Linked DNA regions of Mus musculus: region 1 is linked to region 2. A link is a loop called in an ENCODE intact Hi-C map of the cell type or tissue named here. Cell type or tissue: left cerebral cortex. All regions are shown on one strand.

Evidence for each region. Hi-C counts contacts between places; a loop is a spot of excess contacts. Peaks named below come from ENCODE experiments on the same cell type or tissue, not always from the same donor. Only the 100,000 strongest peaks of a DNase experiment are listed, where the experiment ranks them.
Region 1: a loop joins it to region 2, with 3 times the contacts of the local background. A loop is called at or near these places in 2 of 42 quality-filtered maps.

What each region holds. Positions count from the first base shown.
Region 1 is chr2:28,462,661-28,465,160 of GRCm38, forward strand. It overlaps 1700007K13Rik (RIKEN cDNA 1700007K13 gene), which reads right to left. Exons shown (of 3, transcript NM_027040.1): 2 at 2,477-2,500. Among named protein-coding and RNA genes, the nearest start is that of 1700007K13Rik, 2.4 kb to the right of the region's middle. In left cerebral cortex, a CTCF peak has its summit at 1,465; a DNase peak (open chromatin) is centred at 1,467.
Region 2 is chr2:27,763,564-27,766,063 of GRCm38, forward strand. No RefSeq gene overlaps it. Among named protein-coding and RNA genes, the nearest start is that of Gm39777, 74 kb to the right of the region's middle. In left cerebral cortex, a CTCF peak has its summit at 1,564 (motif pointing left); DNase peaks (open chromatin) are centred at 869 and 1,550.

The DNA of each region.
Region 1 (2,500 bases), 700 kb after region 2:
TGGACAGCAAGAGAAGTTACAGGATCACCTGAATGCCGCAGCTCCATGCCTAGCCTAGGTGTGACAGCAATCATTAACCTGAAGTTAGGTCAGAGTTAGACCTACACACACACACACACACACACACACACACACACACACACACACACACACATTGAGGTCTACTCCTGCTAGCCATGCCACACTAGGCCTGTGTACCCTTCAACCTTCTCTGTGAGTGTAGTCACAATACTCTACAGCAGTGTCTGCCATACTCTTCCAAAATACTTATAACTTATGAAGAGAAATAGTTGGGTGTGGTGGGGCAGACCTTTAATCCCAGCACTCAAGAGGCAGGTCTCTGTGAGACTGAGGCCAGCCTGGTCTACATAGAAAAACCATTTCTCAGAAAGAGAGAGAGAGAGAGTCAGAGACAGAGAACACATGTGGGCCTCACTTCTGAAGCTCCAGTTCATGAATACAGCCTCAATGCTTTGGCCCTTGGCTGGGGTTGCTGGGTAACTGTGATAAGAGCAAACATCATGGGCCATGAAGAAAAGCAGAGAGAGGACTGGCTGGATCCCAGGATCCCTCTCGAGGACACACCTCCAGAGCCCTGAAAACTCCTATAAAGTCCCACACCCCAATAGCACACACTAGTAACCCTGCCTTTAACATGCAGACCTTTTAGGGTCAACTCCTCCAAGCCTTAGCAATGAGCTTCTATCCCATGAGCCAAAATCCTCTGTCAGGTGCTTTAAAAAGGGCACTATGCACCACCAGCCCGGTGTATGGGAAGGGCTGCCCTGCTGAGGCCGGAAGCACTCAGTTCTTTGTTTGTTTAGTTGGTTGGTTTTGTTTTTGTTTTTGTTTTTCGAGACAGTATTTCTCTGTGTAGTCCTGGCTGTCCTGAAACTCACTCTGTAGACCAGGCTGGCCTCAAACTCAGAAATCCACCTGCCTCTGCCTCCCAAGTGCTGGGATTAAAGTCATGTGCCACCACTTCCCGGCAGCACTCAGTTCTTGCTGAGTGTGGCCACTGTGAGTCCGGGAACTCCAGTGATGACAGGGGGACATGTGGTGTGTGCAGACCAACCTCCACCAGGTAGTAGTGTCCTACCTGTCCTCAGACCACCCTGGGCCAAGATCACCTGATGTTTTCTCTCTTTGGCAGGAAAAGCAAAGAGAAATTATTTCAGGCATTTTTCAAGAGGCAAATTTGAGATCTCCTGGGAAACTGAACATAAAATATAGTGTCCAAGTCCGGGTGTGGTAGAGCATGCCTTTAACCCCAGCACTTGGAAGGCAGAGTCAGGCGGATCTCTGTGAGTTTGAGGCCAGCCTGGTCTACAAAAAGAGTTCAAGGACAGCCAAGGATGTTACTTACACAGAGAACTCCTGTCTCTGAGAAAAAAAAAAAAAAAAAAAAAAAAAAGTGTCCAAATACCATTCCAATGCACACAGCTCCCCCTATTGTCTGCATGGTGTATTGCAGGTGGAGCTGATGGCCAATACCTGAGCTGTGCACTGAGCACTGGGGCCTGCCCGCTCTTGGCTCTGCACAGTCAATGCATTCTGACAGTCCATAATAATAAATATCCACCAGTGCCGTAGCTGACAGAATAATACTAAGAGTTGCTCACAGGGTGCAGTGGACTGAGTCAGAAAGCTGACAAGTCAACCCCAGAGAACAGGACTAAGAAGCACGGAATACCTACCCCCTAGCTTGCCTCTGATACCCGCGGCTTGTGGCCCATGACCTGCTAACCTGGGTGAAAGCACCACTGTTGAAAAGAGCAGCTTCTTCTCCGTGGCCTTTTACAAAGGCAGAACAGAAACCAGGGGTGTGGCTCAGTGGACAGATCACCACGTCTAACGTCTGCAAAGCCCTGGCACTGCACATCTTTTAAGCCAGCACTTTCGAGGTGCAGGCAGTTCAAAGCTTTGAACTGATTCAGAACTAGCCCTGGCTAACTTGAGACCAAAGGCACTTATTACCAAGCCTGGTGAAAGGAGAACCAGCTCTTACACGTGGCCCTCTGACCTCCAACCACGTGTGGCATGGCGTACCCCCACACAGAGACAAGGCGAATGTATTTAAGAAGGTATGGGCAGCAGTTCCCATGTTCCTGCTTCCCACAGAAACACCTTGCGTCTGATTTTGGAACACAGACTCTTTCCGTGGACAGGCTCTTCCGAGGAGTTCTGCCACTCGTATGAACGCTTGACTTCACTAATTGGCCTTCGAGTGCCCGGGCAAAGGTGTGCGTGCCTGTCTGATGGGGAGGAGAACGTGGAAGCAAGTTTACTTGGACTTTCCTGTCTACAATCTATTCTGCTTTGAAATTGCATTCTATCATCTCTCTGCCCCGCCTTGTCCTAACTCGATTTGAGGTGCCATGCATTTACAACGTGGGACGCTGATTCCCAACTCTGACTCCTCATAAGTCTGCTTTTCCAGATGGCCCTCGTCCTGGCAGGCCTGGCTTGCACTTACTGGCATCTCATGCACCGTGGGGGC
Region 2 (2,500 bases):
GTTTCACTGAAATACCCTGTGTATTTCCCCCTTGGCTGCAGAGGGCAACGGGAAGCTGAGCCCAGACTTCATACTGCTGTTCCCACTTCCTCAGGCACAGAGGAAAAAAACAAAACCCCAAAACAAAAAACTTCGGTTCCCTGAAATAGCCTTCCTTCCACAGGTCCCCAGTTAGTGAGACTTTGCAAGGTACAGTTTCTCTTCTTTACTCAGAGGGTCTTTGTCCTGAGCCAGGCCTTCCCCTGGCTAGAGCCAGTGTCAGCCCCAGGTTCAATGTGGACTTTTGGCAGTCCAAAGGTAGGGGACCTGGAGGGTCTCTGAATTGCTGAGCTGTCTACCTGATGCCTCTGCGTGAGTCCAGCCCTCTGCCAGCCCACTTCAGCCCTTTTGTGATTTAATTTTTGTGCCCAAGGCTCAAGCTGGCCCGCTCCTTGGTCTGGAAAGAGGGTCATCTCTGAGGAGTGGCCACTTGGCTTCTGTACTTGGTGCTGACTCACCGTGCGTTACAAGCTAGGTCGGTCCTCTGTTGGTCCTAACCCTTCTACAGAAGTCAGAAAGGACAAGGGACCCTGTGAGAGGCTTCAGGTTAGGGCAGAGAGCAAGGGGACAACAACTGTAGAAAGGACAGTTCTCAGGGCCCTTGGTGCTGGGTTTTAGTGACCCACGGTTAACGGGATGAGAAGGCACTGAGGGAGGCCAGTCTGGGTGGGGTCTCCCTGGGGTGGCACATGGGTCTGATCACCTCCAGGGACATAGGACTGCAGAGTGCTCCACCAGCTGAGTAGACCCAGGCTGCTTGCCGGCATCACTTGGCAACCTGGTCTAAGGCCTCCTTGCTGCCTCTGGTTGCCATGGCAATGCCTGCTCAGGGCAGTCCCTCTGGACCAGAGATGCTGGGCTTGATAAGTTTATCAGCAGTAGAATCAGGCAGCGGCAGGCTGAGCCAGCCTCTAGGCCTGTGTAACCTGAGAGGCCAGGGTGGGGGTAGGGCCTCAGGTCTGGGGACACATGATGTTTGCATGGAATATCACCAAGCCCCCGTTTTCTTTCTCTGGTCTTATGCCCAGTACCAGGAGCCAAGGGGAAGGAAAGAACAGACCTACCCATCAGCAAGCAATAGTGCTAACGTGAGTGTGTGTAGTGGTGGTAGTATAGTGGGCACATCTTGGAGCAAATGGGGCTAGCCTTGTCTCAGGGCCTGAGGACAGCAGTGCCATGCAAGTGCTAATGTGTGTCAGGAAAGTCGGGCAGGTAGGGGGTCAGAGCATTGAGGGAGTCAAGAGAGGTGGCAGCTCAGAGGGGAGTGCATCCTGGCTGACTCCAGAGAGTGAAGCAGACGGTCAGCTGATGCAGAGGCCCTCAGAAATGCCAGGAGAAGCTCTGAGGGCTTGAAGATGAAGGCCCAGCTTGCCAGTACTTGAAGAACCCTGGGGGCAAAGAAGCTACCTGGAGTGCTGTGCTAATATGGATGAAAAGTCTGAGGCTGTGGAGGCTGTCCTGGGTGGCCCAAGATTGACCGCAGCAGCAGCAGTTCTCAAATGTAGGGTAGCACTGCCCCCTGCTGGAGATATTTGCACAAGGCTGATTCCTTCCAGGACCTTCTGGTTCCTCCTAAGGCCTTGTGCTCTGCAATATACTCTATCCCCCCATGATTAGAATACTCCTAGTCCCAAGGCAGACAATTCACCATGCTGACAAGAGCAGGGCTCGGCAGGGTTGTAGCATCTGGAACATTCACCAGGACCTGGGGAATGCGCAAGGTTAGGCTCCTATCACCAGTGCTTGATTGGCAGCAGAGGCAAACCTTGGGTCTATTTCCCCATCTCTGCTAAGGACAGGATCCCCATGCCCAGGGCCCTGATATCAAGAGTCCTGGTCACGTGGGAGAAGATCTTCAGGTACCACTGCTGTAAAGAGGCTCTAATGCTGGCACTGAGGTAGGGCAGTTTGGATTCAGATACCAGCCTTGAGACCCACCTTGAAGACTGGGGCTGAGGGCCCAGGTCCCAGGAAAAGGCACCATCCCTTGCTTACTGGAAGAAGGCAACTCTACTGGCACCAATGCACCCTCAAAGGTGAACAGTGAGTGTCAGAGCTGCCTGAGGAGGTCAAGTAAGAGGAAAGCTTGGAGCTGTGAGGAAACTATAGCTTCTCTCCTTCTCTCCCCCTGCCTCCATCCATCCCTTCTTCCCTCTCTTTTCTCTTCCTGTCTTCCCCTCCCTCCCCTTCCCCCCTCCCCTCTCCCTCTCTATATCCTTGTTATCTCTCCCTCCCTTTTTCTCCCTCTCTCTCCCTCACTCCCTTCTTCCCTCTTTTCCTCCCTCTCCCCCTCTTCCCCTTCCTTCCCTTTCCCCCTCTCCTTTCCCTCTCTCACTCCCTCCATCCCTTCTTCCCTTTCTTTTCCTCCATTTCCCTCTCTTCCCCTGTCCCTCCCTTCTATTTTCCCTTTATCTCTCACTCCCCTTTGCTTTCCTCCCTCTCTCCTTCCTTCCCTCTATCT